2 separate regions of the Homo sapiens genome follow, and region 2 is linked to region 1. Evidence: read pairs that join two places in POLR2A ChIA-PET (ENCODE). Cell type or tissue: PC-9. All regions are shown on one strand. Each heading gives the region's core, and the rest is flanking DNA. Links, peaks and the distances in the headings are about the cores only. Region 1 overlaps TEF (TEF transcription factor, PAR bZIP family member). Region 2 holds the start of CSDC2 (cold shock domain containing C2).

The links. Peaks named below come from ENCODE experiments on the same cell type or tissue, not always from the same donor. Only the 100,000 strongest peaks of a DNase experiment are listed, where the experiment ranks them.
Region 2: POLR2A ChIA-PET joins it to region 1 with 12 read pairs; 10 of 35 experiments call an interaction of 5 or more read pairs at or near these places.

What each region holds. Positions count from the first base shown.
Region 1 is chr22:41,383,082-41,394,701 of GRCh38, forward strand. TEF (TEF transcription factor, PAR bZIP family member) reads left to right here. Exons shown (of 4, transcript NM_003216.4): 2 at 4,270-4,587; 3 at 11,015-11,235. Among named protein-coding and RNA genes, the nearest start is that of TEF, 7.0 kb to the left of the region's middle. In PC-9, for the core only: no CTCF peak of the experiment used is centred there; no DNase peak of the experiment used is centred there.
Region 2 is chr22:41,559,607-41,571,226 of GRCh38, forward strand. It overlaps CSDC2 (cold shock domain containing C2), which reads left to right and starts at 1,404. Exons shown (of 4, transcript NM_014460.4): 1 at 1,404-1,577. It overlaps LOC105373044 (a long non-coding RNA gene), which reads right to left and starts at 1,277. Exons shown (of 2, transcript NR_134631.1): 1 at 1,114-1,277. RefSeq lists enhancers at 6,019-6,313, 6,063-6,885. In PC-9, for the core only: no CTCF peak of the experiment used is centred there; DNase peaks (open chromatin) are centred at 3,935, 5,135 and 6,085; H3K27ac peaks cover 2,054 bases.

The DNA of each region.
Region 1 (11,620 bases), core at 1,672-9,671:
GAGTGTGAGACCTTTGCATTTCCAAGAGCCATCAGTTATTCAGGGTTTGGGAAAGGGATAGGCCTTCGAGAGTTGTCTGGCCTGGGGAATGGATTTTCCTTTTTAAAATGCCATTTCTCTTCCTTTCCTGGGTGTATGCTGAGGCTCCCATCCCTGTGGCTGTCACTGTTGAGTTATAAATAGCTTCAGCACATCAGGTGAGGCCAGCCTCTCTCCTCCTGCTTTGGGACCTCATGTGCACAAACCCTTTTGTTTGTTTTTGAGACGGTGCTTTGTTCCAAATCTGGGGCTGAGACAAGCTGCAGGGACAGGTGTACACATCTGACAGTTTCTTGTTTGAAATTACCAGGTAATAACCATCCATAACAAGAATTCTACCCGATATTCGTAGAGTGCTCGCAAAGCACGCTGACATCATCTTATTTCATTAACAGTCCTAGAGGGTATTCTCCCCTCTTCCCAGATGAGGAAAATTGAGGCTCAGGGAGGTGAGGGTGCTTCCTCAAGGTCACACAGCTATAACTTTTGACCCTCAGTTTGGTGCTCTTTCTACTGTATCATGCTGGCAGCCACTGTTGCATGACCTGAGTGATGGACTAGTCCTTTATCTCTTACAATTTAAAATTCCACCTTACAAAAACACTGATTTAAAGTATCCTTTATTGCTTAGGCCAGGCAAAACCTGGAACTTATTGTTGCCTGTCTTTCACTATGGCTGCTTTTCTATCTCCTGCCTTCTCCTGCCTCCTTTGATCCCAAATGACCCCACCCGACATGGGTCACAGTCATTTCTGAACAGAGTGAGGAGTCCAGATCTCAAGGGAGGAGAGCAGGAAGGCCATCTGGCCCACCCAGCCCACCAAGGCTTGACTTTCTTACTTCTCAGTTGGTTTTAAACCAAAGCCTGGTATAGAAAGCAGTTGCAGGAATTCAGATTAATTTGTATTAGAAAGCCATGACCAAGTTGTTTGTCAAAACCTCCACCTTCTTAACTCACTGGGTGTGTTCATTTTTATTGGACCAACAAGCTGCTATTTGGTCTGGGAGTCCATGTGTGGCTGGTTTATTTCCAACTTAATCATATTTGATTTCTCCTTTTCACTTATAAATCCAGAGTTCAAAATTGTCTCCCTCAATTTTGAAAACCCATCATGAGCTTGTCATGATTTTATCTCCCACTTCCCTGATTAGCCTCCCTGTCACTTTGATTTCCTTCCAACCTTGTCACATTGCTCTCTTCTCTTTTTTTAATTGCCCTCTCTTGGATATCCACATGTGTAACTTTGTGACTGAGACAATTGGGTAGATCCAGTCCCCACTAATTGATTAGTTTTCCTTTGAATAGGAGCAGTCTTTCTTCTTCAACTCCACCCCTCTCCTTCCTCCCAGAAAACCTGCCTTCAGTCTTTTCTGCTTATTCAGGAATAAAGGTCTCTTGAAATGGTTGCTCTGAAAAGGGTCCTGAAAAGACAGCTCCAGGCCCTTTCTAATAAACCTAACCTGAATCTGTTTGCAAATCCAATATTCTACAGTTAGTATATATATTTTCCCATAGTCCACCGTCTGCCTACCCCTTGTTGGGCCCTTGAGATCTGGAAATAAATCAGTTCATACTTTCAGTGAGCCCACAGTAACAATGATGCCTACAGTGTGCCAGGAACACTGTAAAGACACTTTTTTTTTCTTTCGAGACAGACTTTCGCCCTCGTTGTCCAGGCTGGAGTGTAGTGGTACAGTCTCGTCTCATTACAAACCTCCGCCTCCAAGGTTCAAGCAATTCTCCTGCCTCAGCCTCCCAAGTAGCTGGGATTACAGGCATGCACCACTATTCCTGACTGATTTTTTGTATTTTTAGTAGAGACGGGGTTTCACCATGTTGGTCAGACTGGTCTCAAACTCCTGACCTCAGGTGATTTGCCCGCCTCGGACTCCCAAAGTGCTAGGATACAGGCGTGATCCCACTGCGCATGGCTGTAAAGACACTTTCAAATGTTATCTCTGGCCAGGCCCTGTGGCTTATGCCTGTAATCCCAGCACTTTGGGAGGCCAAGGTGGATGGATCACCTGAGGTCGGGAGTTCAAGACAAGCCTGACCAACATGGAGAAACCCTGTCTCTACTAAAACAAAATTAGCCGGGCATGGTAGCGCATGCCTGTAATCCCAGCTACTTGGGAGGCTGAGGCAGGAGAATCGCTTGAACACGGGAGGCGAAGGTTGTGGTGAGCTGAGACCGCGCCATTGCACTCCAGTCTGGGCAACAAGAGCGAAACTCCTTCTCATAAAAAAAAAAAAGTTATTTCTAATCTTCACCAAAGAAACATCTTTATCCTTATGTACAGTGGAGGATACCAAGGCTCAGAGAGGTTAAGTAACATGGCTAAGGTCACACATCAAACAGCAAGTGGCAAAAATGGGACTCCTCCCTGGGCTGGGTTGCTGTGGAGAAGCATAACTGGAGGGAACAGGACAGGGGAACACAGAAGTTCTTGGCCTGAAGATCTCAGCCCTTTCTAAGCTAAGGTATCAGGAAAGGTCAGAGACTCCATTTCCCTCCTTGTAGTCTCTCTCCTGCAGATGCTAATCCTACAGCCTATTCTGTTTTTGTTTTTGTTTTTTTGTGACGGAGTTTCACTCTTTGTGGCCCAGACTTGGGGTACAGTGGCATGATCTTGGCTCACTGCAACCTCTGCCTGTCAGGTTCAAGTGATTCTCCTGTCTCAGCCTCCTGAGTAGCTGGGATTACAGGCGCCCACCACCACACCCAACTAATTTTTGTATTTTTAGTAAAGACAGGGTTTCACCATGTTGGCCAGGCTGGTCTCAAACTCCTGACCTCAGGTGATCCACCCGCCTCAGCCTCCCAAAGTGCTGGGATTACAGGTGTGAGCCACCGCCCCCGGTACCTGGCTAATTTTTGTATTTTTAGGAGAGACAGGGTTTCATCATGTTGGCCTGGCTGGTCTCAAACTCCTGACCTCGGGATCCACTCGCCTGGGCCTCTCAAAGTACTGGGATTGCAATCCTGACCCCCCCGCACCTGGCCAGTGCTACAGGCTATTCTGAATTAACCCTGTGGCCAGGTGCAGTGGCTCACGCCTGTAATCCCATCACTTTGGGAGGCCAAGGCAGGTGGATCACCTGAGGTCAGAAGTTCGAAACCAGTCTGGCCAACATGTTGAAACCCCAGTCTCTACTAAATACAAAAAAAATTAATCAGGCGTGGTGCCGCATGCCTATAATCCCAGCTACTTGGGAGGCTGAGGCAGGAGAATCGCTTGAACCAGGGAGGCGGAGGTTGCAGTGAGCCTAGATTGTGCCATTGCACTCCAGCCTGGGCAACAGAGCGAAGCTCCATCTCAAAAAAAAAAATAAAACAGGCTGGGCGTGGTGGCTCATGCCTGTAATCCCAGTACTTTGGGAGGCTGAGGCGGGTGGATCACCTGAGGTCAGGAGTTTGAGACCAGTCTGGCCAACATGGTGAAACTCCGTCTCTACTAAAAATACAAAAAATTAGCTGGTCATGGTGGCAGGCTCCTGTAATCCCAGTTTACTGGGGAGACTGAGACAGGAGAATTGCTTGAACCCAGGAGGCAGAGGTTGCAGTGAGCCAAGATTGCGCCATTGTAAGCCAGCCGAAGCAACAAAAGTGAAACTCTGTCTCAAATAAATAAATAAAATAAAATAAAACAGGCCAGGCATAGTGGCTCATGCCTGTAATCCCAGCACTTTGGTGGGTGGATCACCTGAGCTCAGGAGTTCGAGACCAGCCTGGCCAACATAGTAAAACCCCATCTCTACTAAAAATACAAAAAATAGCTGGGCATGGTGGTGCGTACCTGTAATCCCAGCTACTCGGGAGTCTGAGGCACAAGAATCGCTTGAACCCAGGAGGTGGAGGTTGCAGCGAGCCGAAATTGGGTCACTGCACTCCAGCCTGGGCGACGAGCAAAATACTGTCTCAAAATAATAAAAACTAAAATAAAATTAAATAATGAATTAACCCTATGACCGCTTAAGGTCTCAGAGTATGTGGTAAGCCTTCTGGGAAGGCCAGGCATGGATGAGGATGGGATGCCGTGTCTAAAGGAAAACAGCCGGCCTGGTTCAAGTGCGAGATTCGAACTGGAGAATAGAGTAGGTTCTTGAAATGCATGGGTTGGAATCGGGGCTCTGAGAAAGATGGGCCAGGCCTGTGAGGCTCACTGCCCACTTCCTGGGATTGAGTTACTCTCCTGTGTGGTATTTCATCGCAGATTTTGTTTCTGCAGATAAGGAAAAGGGGAAGGAAAAGCTGGAGGAGGACGAGGCCGCAGCCGCCAGCACCATGGCTGTCTCAGCCTCCCTCATGCCACCCATCTGGGACAAGACCATCCCATATGATGGCGAATCTTTCCACCTGGAGTACATGGACCTGGATGAGTTCCTGCTGGAGAATGGCATCCCCGCCAGCCCCACCCACCTGGCCCACAACCTGCTGCTGCCTGTAGCAGAGCTAGAAGGGAAGGAGTCTGCCAGCTCTTCCACAGCATCCCCACCATCCTCCTCCACTGCCATCTTTCAGCCCTCTGAAACCGTGTCCAGCACAGGTTGGTGAAAGGCCATCGAGGAGGGCCACCTGTCCCATCCAGGGAAGTCCATTTCCCACTGAGGGCTGCTTGTGTCCATGTACCCAGTGAGTCCCTTCTCTGAGGGGAGGTCCTGGTGGGGCTGCAGTGTGGAGAAACTCTTCACTCCCCACCCTTCCACACAGTTCCCCGAGGCTGGAGATAAAAATAGTGGTCATGTCACTGGCAGTTGGAACCCTTCTGTTGGTTGCTGTGCTGCAAACAGTCAGGACAGGACCTTCCAGGCCACGGCATTACAGGATAGAAATCCCATTCTGCATTTCCTCAATGCTGCTCTTTTTTTTTTTTTTTTTTTTTTTTTTTTTTTTGAGAAGGAGTCTCGCTCTGTTGCCCAGGCTGGAGTGCAGTGGAGCAATCTCGGCTCACTGCCACCTCCACCTCCTGGGTTCAATCAATTCTCTGCCTCAGCCTCCTGAGTAGCTGGGATTACAGGCACCAGCCACCACGCCTGGCTAATTTTTTTATTTTTTAGTAGAGACAGAGTTTCATCATGTTGGCCAGGCTGGTCTCGAACTCCTAACCTCTGGTGATCTGCCCGCCTCAGCCTCCCAAAGTGCTGGGATTACAGGCGTAAGCTACCACGCACAGCCTTAATTTTTGTATTTTTAGTAGAGACGGGGTTTTGCCATATTTGTCAGGCTGGTCTTGGCTCACTGCAACCTCCATCTCCCGGATTGAAGCGATTTTTATTTTTAGTAGAGATGGGGTTTTGCCATATTTGTCAGGCTGGTCTTGAACTCCTGACCTCAGGTGATCGACCTACGTTGGCCTCCCAAAGTGGGGAATGCTTTCTTTGTGCCAGGGCATAAGCACTATTCAAGTGCTACCTCCATTACCTACTAGCCTGGGCAACAGAGTGAGACGCCATCTCAAAAAAAAAAAAAAAAGAAAGCATTCCCACCACCTGGCCAGGACAAACATCATCTTCAGAGTCTGTCCTTATTCCTCCTCCTTTTACATTTTATCTCTGGGGGTTTGTTTTCATGCTCCTTGGACACGAACCTACCAAAGGAGACATGGCTCCTGTTGCAGGGGTTCTGCAAAGCTTTCTGCAGTCTCTGAGGCATACAGGCTGATAGCTCCTGCCAGTCGGTATGTCACCCCAGGAATCCACACCCAATAAGTTCTCATACTCTATTTTTTTTTCTTTTTATTGTGGAAATTTTTTCAAACAAAATACAAAAGTAAGAGACGACTATAATGAACCTCTATGTAACCGTCACCCAGCTTCAACAATTCTCAACTCAGAAGCAGTTATTTTCAATCAAATTATAAGTATTTCAATATGTATCTAAAATATAAGGGTTCTTTTAAAAAAAACATAACGAAAATACTAGTTTTACATCTAAAGTTGACAATAAATCCATCAACATTCAGATTTCCAAAGTTGTCTCATAAATGGTATTTTACAGGCCGGGCGCAGTGGCTCACGTCTGTAATCCCAGCACTTTGGGAGGCCGAGGTGGGTGGATCACGAGGTCAGGAGATTGAGACCATCCTGGTTAACACGGTGAAACCCCATCTCTACTAAAAAGTACAAAAAATTAGCCGGGTGTGGTGGCGGGTGCCTATAGTGCCAACTACTCGGGAGGCTGAGGCAGGAGAATGGCGTGAACCCAGGAGGCAGAGCTTGCAGTGAACCGAGATTGCACCACTGCACTCCAGCCTGGGCGACAGAGCAAGACTCCATCTCAAAGAAAAAAAAAGATCGAGACCATCCTGGCCAACATGGTGAAACCTCGACTCTACTAAAAATACAAAAATTAGCTGGGCATGGTGGTGCGTGTCTGTAATCCCAGCTACTTGGAGGCTGAGGCAGGAAAATCGCTTGAACCCGGGAGGCGGAGGTTGCAGTGAGCCGAGATGGCGCCACTGCACTCCAGCCTGGTGACAGAGCAAGACTCCATCTCAAAATAAATAAATAAAAGTTTTTTTTTTTTTTCTGTAGAGTCAGGGTATCACTGTGTTGCCCTGGCTGGTTTCAAATTCATGGCCTCAAACAGTCCTCCCACCTGGGCCTCCCGAAGTGTTGGTTGAAATTACAGGCATGAGCCACTACACCCAGCCGCTTTGTTAAGTTTCATTGCTGAATAGTAGTCAATTGTACTAACGTACCACAGCTTATCCATTTAACCGTTGAAGGACATTCTGATTTTGGTTATGAATAATGCTGCCATGAACATTCATGTGCATGTCTTTTTTTTTTTTTGAGACGGAGTCTTGCTTTTGTCGCCCAGGCTGGAGTGCAGTGGCGGGGTCTCAGCTCACTGCAACCTCCGCCTCCTGGGTTTAAGCGATTCTCCTGCCTCAGCCTCCCAGGTAGCTGGTATTACAGGTGTGCGCCACCACTCCTGGCTTATTTTTGTAGAGATGGGGTTTTGCCATGTTGGCCAGGTTGGTCTCAAACTCCTGACCTCAGGTGATCCACCTGCCTCACCTTCCAAAGTTCTGGGATTACAAGTGTGAGCCACTGTGCCTGGCCCATCTACATGTTTTTTGGTAAATATATATATGCGTTTCTTTTGGGCATTTGCTTAGGAAGAGAATGGCTAGGTCATTGGACATGCATATGTTCAGTTTGTGTAGACCCTGCCAAATAGCGTACAAAGTTGTTATATCCATTTGTACTCACACCAGCAGGGCATTGGAGTTCCATTGTCAGCCTTTGATTTTGACATCTTTTGTAATGGTGGACCTATGAGAGAATTATATTTCAGGCAAGTTACCAACAGATCTATTCCCTTTCCCTCTTCTTCCAGCAAAGTCATTTTAAGGTCTCATTGTCATCTTTTTTTTTTTTTTTTTTTTTTTTTGAGATGGAGTCTCACTCTGTCACCCAGACTGGAGTGCAGTGGTGCGATCTCGGCTCCCGCAACCTCCGCCTCGCAGGTTCAAGTTCTCCTGCCTCAGCCTCCTGAGTAGCTGGGAATACAGGCGCCCACCACCACACCTGGCTAATTTTTGTATTTTCAGTAGAGACAGGGTTTCACCGTGTTGGCCAGGCTGGTCTTGAACTCCTCACCTCAGGTGATCCACCTGCCTCGGAAAGTGCTGGGATTACAGGCGTGAGCCACTGCGCTCAGCCCTCATTGTCATTTTCTAGAATTTGTTCATAGAGGTATCCATGGGGAAATGAGAATTCCTCAAAATCTTGTCCCCAGGCCTCTTTGCAAATTTTCCCCTTTTGTTTCCTGCGGCTTTCTCTTATCCTGTCCCTGAAACTTAACCACATCTTGCCACTTGGTTGTTGCTGAAGGGCACCCAGGCATGGCGTCACTTTGAACAACATTCTCATGTGGTAGGTACCTGAGCTGCTTGTCTTGCAGGTACTAGGTTTGGCATGCCCGAAACTGCCTACAGTTACCATGTGGGTCCCTGGTCATTCACTCCTCTGACACTCAGATGTCTCTGTAATTAACCCCTGTCTAATAGGATACAATGAATTTATGTGCATAATCCAATTAAAGCCTAAGTCTGATCATGCCACACCTCTGCCCAGAGCCCTCCAGGTGTTCTATCTCAGGATAAAAGTCAGAATCAGCAGCACCATTGACATTTAGACCAGATGATTTTTTGTTGGGGTTGGAGGCGTGACTGACCTATGCATTGCAGGATCTTCTTTTCTTTTTTTTTTTTTTAAGACAGTCTTATTCTGTCACCCAGGCTGGAGTGCAGTGGTGTGATCTCAGCTCGCTGCGACCTCTGCCTCCCGGGTTCAAGCGAGTCTCCTGCCTCAGCCCCCTGAGTAGCTGGGATAACAGGCACGGCCGGCTACTTTTTGTATTTTTAGTAGAGACGGGGTTTCATCGTATTGGTCAGGCTGGTCTCGAACTCCTGACCTCAGGTGATCCACCCACCTCAGCCTCTCAAAGTGCCGGGATTACAGGCATGAGCCACCACACCAGGCCGGCATCTGACTTTTTTTTTTTTTTTTGAGAGGGAGTCTCACTCTGTCGCCAGGCTGGAGTGCAGTGGCACCATCTTGGCTCACTGCAATCTCTGCCTACTGGGTTTAAGCAATTCTCCTGCCTCAGTCTCCTGAGTAGCTGGGACTACAGGCGCATGCCATCACGCCCAGCTAATTTTCGTATTTTTAGTAGAGACGGGGTTTCACCATGTTGGCCAGGATGGTCTCGATCTCTTGACCTCGTGATCCACACGCCTCGGCCTCCCAGAGTGCTGAGATTACAGGTGTGCACCACCACGCCTGGCCCATCTGACATTTTTATATATCGTTTGTATTTATCTTGTGTAATGCAGCTTTCCCCACTAGAATAACATTTCATGCAGGCAGGGATTTTTAGCTGTTTGTTAACTGTTTTGTCTTTGCCAGGACAGAACCTGGCATATAACAGGTATTCAATAAGTATCTGTTGACTGAATAATTATTTTGTATACTCCTATCAGTAGCATTGAATGAGCTGGCCAAAGGTATAGTTTTTCTTAATATAACTCTTATCTCTAATAACACACAACCTTAGAATTCTAGAGGTGGTTTTAACCCAATCGGTGTCCACTATTAAATGGCAGCCAGGTGGGGCAGGGAAGAACAAGGAATCAGCCAGCCAGACTAAGTTTCAAATTTTAGTTCAATTGCTTATCATCTGTGTGACTCTGGGAAAACCATTTTATTTCTCTGAGCGTTAGTTTCTTCATCTGTAAACTAGTTGTCATAAGACTAAATGGGGCCGGGCGCAGTGGCTCACACCTGTAATCCCAGCACTTTGGGAGGCCGAGGCAGGTGGATCACCAAGTCAGGAGATTGAGACCATCCTGGCCAACATAGTGAAACCCCGTCTCTACTAAAAATACAAAAATTAGCCGAGCATGGTAGTGGGCGCCAGTAGTCCCAGCTACTTGGGAGGCTGAGGCAGGAGAATAGCTTGAACCCAGGAGGTCAAGGTTGCAGTGAGCTGAGATCACGCCACTACACTCCACCCTGGGAAACAGAGTGAGACTCTTCAAAAAAAAAAAAAAAAAAAAAAAAGACTAAGTGACTAGATGGCACAGTAACAGACATGTCTCAGGGACTCAAAAGTGGAACCCGGGCTGGACGTGGTGGCTCACACCTGTAATCCCAGCATTTTGGGAGGCCGAGGCGGGTGGATCACTTGAGCTCAGCAGTTCAAGACCAGCCTGGCCAACATGGTGAAACCCTGTCTCTACTAAAAATACAAAAACTAGCCAGGCGTGGTGGCTTATGCCTGTTGTCTCCACTACTCGGGAGGCTGAGTCGGGAATCGGTTGAACCCGGGAAGTGGAGGCTGCAGTGAGCCAAGATTGCACCAGTGCACTCTACCCTGAGTGACAGAGCAAGACTCAGTCTCAAAAGAAAAAGAAAAGTGGAGCCTGGCCAGGTGCAGTGGCTCACACCTGTAATCCCAGCACTTTCAGAGGCTGAAGCAGGAAGATCACTTGAGCCTAGGAGTTTGAGACCAGCCCTGGCAACATAATGAAACCCTGTCTCTAAAAAATAAAAAAAAATTAGCCAGGCGTGTTGGTGTGCATCCGCGGTCCCAGCTACTCAGGAGGCTGAGGCAAGAGGATCACTCCAGCCCAGAAGGTCGAGGGTGCAGTGAGCCATGATCATACCACTATACTCCAGCCTAGGTGACAGAGCAAGACCCTGTCTCAAAAAAAAAAAAAAAAAATTGGAACCCATTTCCATTCTTCAGTCTGTGTCTGCCTGGAGAGACACAGCTGTTTCTCATTACTGGAGATCTTGAAATCACAGGAAGTTAAGGGAATATAAAAATTTAATGTTTTAGGCTGGGCGCAGTGGCTCATGCCTGTAATCCCAGCACTTTGGGAGGCCAAGGCAGGCGGATCACAAGGTCAGGAGATCAAGACCATCCTGGCTAACACAGTAAAACCTCATCTCTACTAAAAATACAAAAAAATTAGCCAGGCTTGGTGGCGGGCACCTGCGGTGGCAGGCGCCTGTAGTCCCAGCTACTCAGGAGGCTGAGGCAGGAGAGTGGCATGAACCCGGGAGGCGGAGCTTGCAATGAGCCGAGATTGCGCCACTGCACTCCAGCCTGGGCGACAGAGCAAGACTCCCATCTCAAAAAAAAAAAAAAAAAAAAATTAATGTTTTGCTTAACATTTCTGGAGGGGGTGGAAACAATTGGAAAACCCTGTCTTTTTCTAGGGCTTCTGTTTCCTTTTGAGCATTCTGTTCCTGAAGGAAAGAATTCTTTGAATGTTTGTGTTGTGGAATTGAACCGTGTGCCAGTCTGGCTTAGGGGCTGGTACTGTTGGGGTTTTCTTCTCCCCAGGCGGCAGTGGCTTATGCAGCCTTGAGGTTCAACCAGGTGTCTGGGTGTGTGGCGTGGGTCTTCTCTGTCCAGTGGGCTGCTTCGGGACCACCTGTCTCTGTGTCTTTTAGAATCTTCCCTGGAGAAGGAGAGGGAGACTCCCAGTCCCATCGACCCCAATTGTGTGGAAGTGGATGTGAACTTCAATCCGGACCCCGCCGACCTGGTGCTCTCCAGTGTGCCAGGCGGGGAGCTCTTCAACCCTCGGAAGCACAAGTTTGCTGAGGAGGACCTGAAGCCCCAGCCTATGATCAAAAAGGCCAAGAAGGTCTTTGTCCCCGACGAGCAGAAGGTAACCTGGTATTCCTTATAAATAAAGATGCAGCGTTGGTTCAAGGGCCTAGGGGATATGGCTCCTCGCATTTGATTTTATCTGGAGAGCCTTCCCTCCTTGTGACACCATTTGGAAAGACATGAGTTTAGTGCTTAAAGCCATATCCTTCAGCAGTTTGGTAGAAAGAAAGGGAGTCATGTGGCATTTGGCCCCAGTGTGACTCCCTGTAGTTTCTCTCCTTCCCCGGGCCATCGGCTGTGTTGATGTTCCTGCCTCCCTGGCTGTAGCCCAGCCACTGGGCAAGAGCTCACTAGGCCACAGGAACTGGGGTTGAAAAAGTCCTTGCTTTGAAGGACAAAGGGTTTCTTGTATGTTGCCATCCCCAGGGATGAGCAAGCAGCTT
Region 2 (11,620 bases), core at 1,476-9,475, 180 kb after region 1:
AGCGAGCTGAGATCAAGCCACTGCCCTCCAGCCTGGGCGACACAGCAATACTCTCTAAAAAAAATAATAATAATTCAGAACATCCCCAGGTAACCACAGGCAGCATTTCTCAACAGTCTCTCCTGCAGAACCAGAAACCCAGACTGTCTGAGCCTGATTGTCCTGAGAGGTTCTGGAAGGGCAGGGGCGTGTGGTGACACTGGGTGCTCCTGGGTTCCAGTACCTCTCTAGCCAGTTGGAAGAATATAGGCAAGTCAAGTCCTTCCTCCTCCCTGAGCCTCTAATTCCTCACCGGTAAAGTAGGGATGATAAAAATAAATTATTAAATTGTTGTGAGGTTTCAATGAGGGCAAAGCTTGCTGCCTGAAACAGAGCAAGCTCTTGTGGCGTCTTAGCTATTTGTATTAGTTACTTGTATTTTTCTCTGCGGTTTCCCTTTTAACTCCCACCTCCTTTTTATTTTAAAAAGACTCCTTTTGAAAATGCCAGCCTGCCTCAGTAGTACCAGGAGACACCAGGGAAAGGCTTCCTTCTTTCCAAGCTGAGGCTGAGAAGGAATGGGAAGAACGAAGAGAAGCACCTTTGTGGAGGCCTCCTCCAGCTGGCCCTGGGTTTAGGAACATCACACACTCAACCTCCAAAGGCCCTCAGGGGCTGGCCCAAGGTCACACAGCTTGACAGTGCGGAGCACTTCGAAGCCAGGGCGTGTGGTGTAGAACAGGCTGGGTGCCTGAATTCAATCAGCCCTCTCTACTTCTCTACTCAGAGCCTCCCAGGCTGTGGGGTGTTCACCTGTGCACCTTCAAGCCGATCACTTCCTTGGGGTCCTCGTCAATTCAATTCCATGGAAATATTACAAGGGGTAGACAGAGATGAGCCGTGTCAGTGTCTGTACTAGCAGAGGGCAGGACCACTGAGCGTCCGGAGGGGAGACGAGTGTCTGGGTGTCCCTGGGAACCTGGCTTGTCTCGACCCCTCTGGGGGGCTCCTCTTGGCTCTGACCTCCATTCTCCCAGACTCACCCCCACTCATGCCCACCCACCCCGAGGGGCCCCCCAGTGTGCACTCACACACTCACACTCAAACTCACCACCCCACTTGCTCTCTAATTACCAGGAACGTGGCGCTGTCTCAGGTTCTTCCTCCCCTGCATTCCTCAGCAGCTGCCCTCACTGGGCAGGGCAAATTATACCGTGGCCCGACCATAAAAGCCACTTTCCAAAAAAAGAAGCTTTAAGGCCCCCGAGAGACGCAGCTGAGCCTCTCACCTGGCAGTGCCTGACTCAGGAGGTGATGTCTGGGCCATGAGCCACAGAGCCTGGTGTCCCTTTAAGCAGGGAGTACAAATTCTCATCCCTCCCTCCTGCTCTCCCTGACGTCAGCTGGAAGGCGTGTGAGTGAGTGAGGGGCTGAGGTACCGCCCGCGCGAGCACACACAGACACACACACACACACACACACACACACACACACACATCTTCCAGACCCATCCCCTGCCTGCCAGCTCCACGAGCCAGAGAGAGACAGAGCGCGGACGCCGCAGGAGGCAGTGCCTGGACCCCAGCTGCCCAGGAGAGGTGAGGGGCTAGATGGGGCCTGAGGACACTGTGCCAGAAACTGTGGCTTTGGCCAGGCCGAAGGAGAGAGGTACAACGTGAAGGTGGGGGCTGGATCAGCCCAGTTCAGCTTACAGATAGGGTGTTGGGGGTATAGAGGATACCACCTGTCTCTCCCTCCCTCATTCTCTCCCCGTGACCCCCAAATGAGGTGAGGCCGTGTGGCTCCCGTGGGAGCATGTCTGTGTCTGTGTCTGTGTCTGTGTCTGGGACCTGCGTCTGGCTCAGGAGGCAGAGAGCAGCAGATACCTGCCAAGCCGCAGCCTCCTGTCTGGGAAGCAGCGGGAGAGAGGACCGCCTTGACCAGAGAAACCCCAGTGCCGCTTCCAGTTGCTGAAAGCAGAGTGCAGCAGGGACCCTTGCTGGTCCTTCCCCTGGAATGTTGGGCTGGGAAGGGACCGGCTGGGAAAGGCAGACAGTTGGACCTGGAGCAGCTGTCTTATCCTGACTCTATTTTTTCCCCAGTGTGATGGGGATAATTGTGTTAGTTGGCTTAGAGAGGTGGCTCCGTGTGGTTATTCTCTTCCCCCAGGTACCACCCCACCCCGAGCCCTTGCTTCTTGCCTGCCTGCTGGTCTGCTCTGACCTCCACCCTTGCCAGGGCACAGCCCCCGGAGGGCAGGGGTGATAAGTCAGGGCCTGCCAGGCCTCTATCTTGGGATACAGGGACTTAGGGTGGCCTTGGCTGGTGCCAAGCCCATGAATGGCCTGACCCTGGCACAAGGAGTCCAGGCGGAGATAAGGGGCGACGCTGGCACCCACAAGGAGACAGCAGGTTCCTGCCAAGCTGCCAGCCTGCAGGCTCTTCCCAGGGAGAGGGGAGGGGGACACAGAGCGAGAACAATAATAAATACAGAGTGTGAACTGCTGCATCCACTGGGGCTGGGGTAGGAGAGGAGGAAGTATGCCCAGTGGGGGGTGGGCAACCTCTCTGAGAGCCTGGCATCATGCTGCCTGGCTGTGATCCGGCAGGGGCCTCTCCCTGGGAAAGGGGGTCTCCAGCTTTCTGGGGGATGGGGAACTGGTTTCCCAAACCTGACTCCATCCCAGAGTCCTCTGGACCCTCCAAATTCTGAATGTTTCCTCCTCCCAGCTTTGCCCTGCCGCCCCCCATTTCCTTGAAGTCTTCTCCAAAAATGTCTGTTTTCTGTGTCTGCCCATCTTGACCCATCCTCACCCCCTTCAAAAAAAAAAAAAAAGACAGGTATAGACAGGAACTGCCTGCCCGTGTCCTGGGAAAGGCCAGAGGACAGTTTTGGCCACAGATGGCTCTCCCAGGCTTGGAGAGACATGGCTAGGCAATGTTCACGGATGCGCAGGGGGATTCCCTGAGGGGGACTTGGGGACACTCTCAGATGGCTGGTGGGGAGGGGACACCTGCCAGCCAGTCTGGAGTAGAGCCCCCTAGGGGGTAGAGGGCGCTCAGGACCTGGCTGAGCCAGTCATGTCCACGGTCACAACTGGGGCAGCCAGGACCCAGAGCCTTGTAGGAATGGGGCTTGGGGCAGTTCAGACCTTTGTCCATGCTGAGCAGCAAAATGGGAGGCTAAAAGTAGTAGGGAGCTCTTCTGCCCCACAGCCAGCAAAATGACACTCCTGGGCTGGGGGGCTGGCATGGCACACCAGAAAGCTGTGGGGTCACACTGATTGGAGTTCAAGTTCAGATGCTGTATGTATGTATGACTTTGACCAGTCTATTCCTCTCTCTAGGGGGTCTCAAAATGGGAAAGTGACTTGCCTAGGGTCGCACAGCCAAGCACAGGTGGGACTGGGGTGCGTATTTGGCTCTCCCAGTGCCGTCCTGGTTTCCCCACCACCACCCAAGCCACAGAAGCCCAAAGGCCTTAACCACAGCAGTTCCCCAGGGCAGCCTGGGCATGTGACAAGGAGGACTACAGGGTCTCTTAAATAATTAAGCTCAAGTATTGGCTGGGGCAGCCCTCATGCACAGACGCAGGCACACAGGCTGTGTGGGGGAAGGACCAGGTTTAATCAGGTCACCTCAGGCTGCAAGAGCAGTTCAGGCACTGATGTATTTTAAGGAGCATCTGGGAGGCTGGGGGAGGGGGAGGAGCCAGGGAAGTGTCAGCTCCTGCCCGGGGGTCCTGAGTTTGTTTTCTCACTCTCCCAGGGCCCACCATGCACAAGCTCCCGATGTTCGGGAAGCCCTTCCAGCGTCATCCTTGTGTTCCCCGTCCTTTCTATTTTTAAACCACCGTACCCATTCCTCCCATCTGCTCCCCTGTGATGGGGGCTTGGGGCTGGGACATTTTTATTGGGGGAGTTGTTTTTAAGCTTAGCAGAGTTGGTGAGTGACTCACCCAAGGTCATGGTCTGAGTCAGCGCAAAGCCAGAAATAAAAGCCCCAGTCCTGGCTCCCCAGGAATTCCACACCCGACTCCTCCTTCTCCAGGGGAGGGTGGGCGCCACCCTCAAGGAATGGCTGGTCTTCACCTCCCCAGACATCTCCAGAGGGCAGATATGCTGCACCTGACCTGCTGTGAGAGCTCAGCGAGGCTCTTCACCTCTCTGAGCCTCAGTTTACTCTTTAGAAGATGGGTGTACTAAGCCAGGCGCAGTGGCTCATGCCTGTAATCCCAGCACTTTGGGAGGCTGAGGCGGGCGGATCACGAGGTCGGGAGATCGAGACCATCCTGGCTAACACGGTGAAACCCCGTCTCTACTAAAAATACAAAAAAAAAAAAAGAAAAATTAACCGAGCGTGGTGGCGGGCACCTGTATTCCCAGCTACTCGGGAGGCTGAGCCAGGAGAATGGCGGGAACCTGGGAGGCGGAGCTTGCAGTGAGCCGAGATCGCACCACTGCACTCCAGCCTGGGCGACACAGCAAGACTCCATCTCAATTAAAAAAAAAAAAAAAGAAGAAGAAGAATGGGTGTACTAATGGTAGTTACTGCATCGGGTTCTTATGAGTACGAAATGAAAAAATGGGGCAAAGGGCTTGGCACATGGTCAGTATCAATAGATCACTAGATGGTGGCTGAGGCTCACATCAGGACTTCCAATGCTGCTTTTTTAAAATTATTATTGTTTTTGAGACAGAGTCTTGCTGTGTCGCCCAGGCTGGAGTGCAGTGGCGCGATCTCGGCTCACTGCAAGCTCCGTCTCCCGGGTTCACACCATCCTCCGGCCTCAGGCCTCCCCAGTGACTGGGACTACAGGTGCCTGCCACCACGCCCAGTTAATTTTTTGTATTTTTAGCAGAGACGGGGTTTCACCGTGTTAGCCAGGATGGTCTCAATCTCCTGACCTCGTGATCCACCCGCCTTAGCCTCCCAAAGTGCTGGGATTACAGGTGTGAGCCACCACTCTTGGCCCCCAAGCTGCATTTTAATAATCTGTTTCTGTTCCCCCCGCTGGACTGGGGTGCTCTAAGGACAGCTGTTGCCCCACGTTTGTTGTTCTGGTGCCTGCACTCAGTTTGATTTCATTTACATATGTGTTTTTGAAAACCTCGGAGGAGAATTGGCCTGACCTTCATTAGTCATCTGGACCAACGATGATTCACGTAGCTGAAGAGAAAGGTGAGGTCCAGAGAGGAGCAGGTGCCTGCCCCAGGTCACACAGCACTGGGTGGCTGACCAGGCTGCCTTTCCCTAATCCGCTCAGACTGAGAGGACTCATGGTCAAGAGAAGACCATACAGTCAGGCGCGGTGGCTCACACTTGTAATCCCAGCACTTTGGGAGGCCAAGGGGGTTGATCACCTGATGTCAGGAGTTCAAGATCAGCTGGCCAACATGGTGAAACTCTGTCTCTACTAAAAATACAAAAATTAGCTGGGCATGGTGGTGAGCGTCTGTGATCCCAGCTACTCGAGAGGCTGAGGCAGGAGAATCACTTGAACCCGGGAGGCAGAGGTTTCAGTGAGCCGAGATCGCGCCACTGGACTCCAGCCTGGGAGACAGAGTGAGACTCAAAAAAAAAAGGATGGGTGCGGTGGTTTACGCCTTTAATCCCAGCACTTTGGGAGGCTGAGGCAGGTGGATCACAAGATCAGGAGTTTGAGACCAGCCTGGCCAACATGGTGAAACCCCATCTCTACTAAAAATACAAAAATTAATCGGGTGTGGTGGTGCACGCCTGTAATCCCAGCTACTCAGGAGGCTAAGGAAGGAGAATTGCTTGAACCCGGGAGGCAGATGTTGCAGTGAGCCGAGATCATGCCACTGCACTCCAGCCTGGGTGACGGAGTAAGATTCCATCTCAAAAAAAAAAAAAAAAAAAAAGAGGACTATGGCCAGGCACAGTGACTCACACTGTAATCCTAGCACTTAGGGAGACTGAGGCTGCAGTGAGCCATGATGGTGCCACTGCACTCCGGCCTGGGTGACAAAGTGATACCCTGTCTCAAAAAATTAAAAAGTAAGAGAGAACCATGACAACCATTTCCTGCCCCATTCTGCATCCTTTTAGGGGAGCTGAGAATTGGAGCAGAGTCCCAGCATGGGCTGTGGTTCATCTGCCAAGAAGGCTGAGTCACCACCCAGAGTGCCCCATGACACTGCATCCAGCCTCAGGTTATCTCCAAACAGCCTGACATTTGTGTTTACTTCTAGGCCCCTTTGTCTGCAGAGTCAGTCATTTGGGGTCTGGCCTTCTGCAGGGAAATGAAGATGAGCTTGGCTCAGAGCCCAAACTCAGGGCCGGGGGACAGGGGGATGCACACTCGCCGGGGGGCCTTTGACACAGCTCTGTGGCTCCTCCCGACAACCTGGGTAGGATGTTATGATCAGCCCCATTTGACAGATGAGGGATCTGAGGCACAAAAAGGGAGAGTTGGCCGGGCGCAGTGGCTCATGCCTGAAATCCCAGCACTTTGGGAGGCCAAGGCGGGTGGATCACCTGCAGTCAGGAGTTCGAGACCAGCCTGGCCAACATGGTGAAACCCCATCTCTGATTAAAAAAAAAAAAAAAAAAAAGGCTGGGCGCAGTGGCTCACGCCTGTAATCCCAGCACTTTGGGAAGCTGAGGTGGGCGGATCATGAGGTTGGGAGATCAAGACCATCCTGGCCAACATGGTGAAACCTTGTCTGTACTAAAATACAAAAAATTAGCTGGGCGTGGTGGCACACGCCTGTAGTCCCAGCTACTCAGGAGGCTGAGGCAGAAGAATCGCTTGAACCCCACAGGCAGAGGTTGCAGTGAGCCAAGATCACGCCACTGCACTCCAGCCTGTTCACAGAGCAAGACTCCATCTAAAAAAAAAAAAAAAAAAAAAAAAAACACACAAAAATTAGCTGGGTGTGGTGGTGGGCGTCTGTAATCCCAGCCAGCTACTTGGGAGTTTGAGGCAGGAGAATCACTTGAACCTGGGAGGCAGAGGTTGCAGTGAGCCGAGATCACGCCACTGCACTCCAGCCTGAGGGACAGAGTGAGACTCTGTCTCAAAAAAAAAAAAAAAAAGGGGGAGGGTCACCGGACTCAGTGGCTCACGCCTGTAATCCCAGCACTTTGGGAGGCCGAGGCGGGCAGATCACGAGGTCAGGAGATCGAGACCACAGTGAAACCCCGTCTCTACTAAAAATACAAAAAATTAGCCGTGCGTGGTGGCAGGCGCCTGTAATCCCAGCTACTCGGGAGGCTGAGGCAGGAGAAAGGCGTGAACCCGGGAGGCGGAGCTTGCAGTGAGCCAAGATCGCGCCACTGCACTCCAGCCTGGGCGACAGAGCGATCCTCCGTCTCAAAAAAAAAAAAAAAAAGGGAGGGTCACAAAACTGGGTTGCAGTGGAACAAGGATTTAAACTCAGGCAGTCTGGGTCTCAGGCTGCCCTCTTACCTGACTGCTCGTTCTGAAGGGCATTATTCCTGGCAGGAGATGGCCCCAGAAGGACACACGAAATCCCCCTGGAGCTGGCCTTTAGCTCTGTTTGAGTGGAAACAAATGTTCTAGAAACATATCAGTTTCTCTGCTCTTGGGGGAGTTTATTTTCCCATTTAGTTTCTCAGGGAAAGTTCTTTTGGAAAAACTCCAGCCTCATCTTGGCTGAACCAGGAACAGAATTTATATTCACAGGAAGAGCACTGGTTTACTGTTAGACAGATCTGGGACTCTGTCACCTGCTGTGTGACTTTGGGCAAGTCACTCAACCTCTCTGAGCCTCAGCTATCTCATCTGTAAAATGGAAAAATTGTAATTTCAACTCTATAGGGTAACTGGGAGGTTGAAACGTAGAAAATAATTTCTGTAAAGACTTTTGCACAGTACATGGCATTCAGCCAATGAAAGCCTCATTTTCACTTGCCCTCTTTGGCAGCAATGCTCTGGAGAGGGGGTCTGAACTGGAGGGTTGCTCCGTATCTCCATCTTCCCTTCTCTCTGGTCTCTCGGGCTGCTGGGCATTGTACAGCTCCTCCAAGCCCACGCCCTGGCAGGGCCCAGAGAGGGAAAGGCCCTGTACCAGCTCACACAGTAGGTCAATAGCAATACAGAGCCTGGACACAGGACTCCTGCCTTCCCACTGGAAGGCTCCAGATCATACTGATTCAAATTCTGGCTCAGACTTTGATTGGTGTGTGTCCTTGAGTGAGTGATTTAACCTCTTTGAGCCTCGATTTTCTTGTCTACAAAGTGGGGTAATAATAGCACCAGCCTTGAAGAGCAGTTGCAGGAATTAAATAAAACAAGAGACTGTGGAGCTTTGAGGGGTGGGCGATCCTTAGGGAAGAAGAGAGGATGAAAGTGAATGGTGGGCTTGGCCCAGCTCGGCTGGGTCTCTCCTTCCCCCACTCCCTCTTCCCTCAACACCCAATTCCACAGCCTTGTCTAGGAGGGGCAGGCTCTCGCCCAGCGCCCAGCGCCTACTCAGTGCTTCCCACATCCCACCTCAATTCTCATTTCATCCTCAAAAGAGCCCTTGGAGGAGAGAGTCTTTTTTTTCTCTCTCCCTCTCTTTTTTTTGAGACTGGGTCTTGCTCTGTCGCCCAGGCTGTAGTGCAGTAGCTTGATTACCACTCACTGCAGCCTTGACCTCCTGGGCTCAAGCAGTCCTCCCACCTTAGCCTCCTGAGTAGCTGGGACCACAGGCATGCACCACTACACCCAGCTAATTTTTTTTTTAAGACAGTGTCTAACTTTGTCCCCCAGGCTGCACTGCAGAGGCGTGATCTCCGCTCTCTGCAGCCTCGACCTCCTGGGTTCAAGCAATCCTGCTGCCTCAGATGCCCAAGTAGCTGGGACTACAGGTGCGCCACCGCCATGCCTAGCTAATTTTTGTAATTTTTATAGACACAAGCTTTCACCATGTTGCCCCAGCTGGTCTTAAGCTCCTGGGCTTAAAAGATCCTCCTGCCTTGGCCTCCCAAAGTGCTGGGATTATTGGCGTAAGCCACCTTGCCTGTTGGAGGAGGAATTCTTGTGATCCCCATTTCCCAGATAAGGAAACTGAGGCTGCAATGGGCGACAGGGGAGAAGCCTGTTCTCTCTGCCTTGTGGAAGCTGCCTGTCTCCTGCCCCTGCCTGAGCTCTTGCCCTGAGGCCAACTCGCTGCCTCCTCTTGGTCCTGTCTTTGCTGTGGCTCTTCTGCCTCCCTTCTGCTCTCTGGTCTCTCTGCCACCTGAGAGCCCATCATGGGGAGGCTGCCCTCGACCCTGGCCCAGAATCATCAGTGGGTTCTTCCCCCATCCCTGCAGCCCACTTAGCATGAGGCCCTGGAGCCGCACAGTCACTTGGGTGGGAGGTCTGGCTGGCCAGAGCAGGCCCCAGCTCAGCCGCGTCTCCCTGGTAACCACCATGAGCTGCATCTCCCCCTCTCCATCCTCCTCTTCCCTCCCTGCCCCTCCATGGCCTCCCAGCACTGGCTGTCACTGCCAAGCACAATACCAGGCCTGGGAAAACTGCAGTTGGGAGGCCAGGACCGCCCTGCTCCCTAGAGAGAGGGAGGCAGGGCCTCTGTCCCCATCGCCTGCCAACCCTCACCCAGGTGGGGCAGGTGGCACTCAAGGAGTGCACTGCAGGGCGTCTGGTGCTTCCCAGCTGTGTCATCTTGGGTAACTTTGCTGCCCCGTCTTCTTTTTTTTGGTAACAGCTTTACTGAGATATCGTTCATATACCATAAAATTCACCTGCTTAAGGCGTTCAGTTCAGTTGTTTTTAGTACATTCACAGAGTTGTGCAGCCATCACCACAGCCAATTATAGAACATTTCCATTCCCCAAAAAGAAACGTTCTACCCATTGGCAGCCCTCCCCTCTCCCTCCTTCCCAGCCCTGGTGACCACCAGTGGACTCCCTGTCTATGAGGATTTGCCTCAGAGATGGAATCATGCCCTCTGTGTTTTTGGGACTGGCTTCTTCTCTGTGACCTTGCAAACATTCTCGCATAATGTGTGCAGGGTTCATCTAGGGTGTAGCGTGAATCAGTATTTCTTCTTTTCTTTTTCTTATGGCCAAGTGCTAGTCTACCATGTGTCTAGACCATAATTTATTATCCATTCATCTGCTGATGGGCTCGGGCTGTTTTCACTTGTTGGCTGTTGTGAATGAGCACTGGTGTGACCATTCATGAACATTTATGTCCAAGTGTTTGTGTGGTTGCTTTTTTTTTTTTTTTTTTTTTTGACAGAGTCTGGGTCAGTCACCCACCCTGGAGTGCAATGGTGTGGTCTTGGCTTGCTGCAACCTCTGCCTCCCGGGTTGAAGCAATTCTCATGCCTCAGCCTTCTGAGTAGCTGGGACTACAGGTGGATGCCATCACACCCGATTAATTTTTGTATTTTTAGGAGAGACGGGGTTTCACCATGTTGGCCAGGCTGGTCTCGAACTCCTGACCTCAAGTGATCTGCCCACCTTGGCCTCCCAAAGTGCTGGGATTACAGGTGTGCGCCACCACACCCGGCTGTTTGTGTGGTTGCTTCTTGAAGCTTCCGTATTCTTCTCTCTAAAATGAGGATAATGGGTGAAAAGGCCAAACCTGGTTTGCCCTGCCAACCTGGCATGAGCTTAGACAGAAAAGCCCCACTTCAGCCTTTTCAGGGTTGAGGGTCTGTGAGGCAAGCCAAGCCCGGGGCTCCAGTGCCTTCCTGACTGGAGGGGGAGGGTTTTGGGAGGAGGGAGGATACTACTCCACCTCCACCCCTAGGCATGGCAGAGCCAGCTCAGCATCTTGGTTCAGAAAAATTCCACTTGCTGTATAATCTTGAGCAGAGGCCAGAAGACCTGCTCCAGTGGACTCCTGGACTCATCCAGGCCTGCCATGCAGGGTGTTCAGGCTTTCTGAGCTCTGGACTCCAAGGAACCTTACAGGAACCTTGTGGGTGATTTTCCTTCCCTGGGAACTCCAAGCTCTGGGGTGGGAGGGGTATAAATTGGAGGCCACAGGCCTGTAACCCCAGCATTTTGGGAGGCCGAGGGAGGTAGATCAACTGAGGTCAGGAGTTCGAGATCAGCCTGGCCAACATGGTGAAACCCCGTCTCTACTAAAAATACACAAATTAGCCAGGCGTGTTGGCAGGCACCTGTAATCCCAGCTACTTGGGAGGTTGAGGCAGGAGAATCACTTGAACCTGGGAGGCAGAAGTGACAGTGAGCCGAGATCACACCACTGTACTCCAGCCTGGGTGACAGAGTGAGACTCTGTCTCAAAAAAAAAAAAAAAAAAATTAGCTAGGTGTGAGGGTGCATGCTTGTAAATTCCAGCTACTTGGGAGGCTGAGGTGGGAGGATCGCTTCAGCCCAGGAGATGGAGGCTGCAGTGAGTCATGACCATGTCAGTGTTCCCCAGACTGGATGAGACCATGTCTCAAAAAAAAAAAAAAAAACAAAGGATCAATGCTAGCCCCATTTTACAGAACAGAAAATAAGAGTCAGAAGTTAAGAGTGTTGACCAATGCGCTGGACGAGTTGGCTCATGCCTGTAATCCCAGCACTTTGGGAGACCAAGGTGGGCAGATCACCTGAGGTCAGGAGTTCGAGACCTGCCTGGCCAACATGGTGAGACCCCATCTCTACTAAAAATACAAAAAATCAGCCAGGTGTGGTGGCAGGC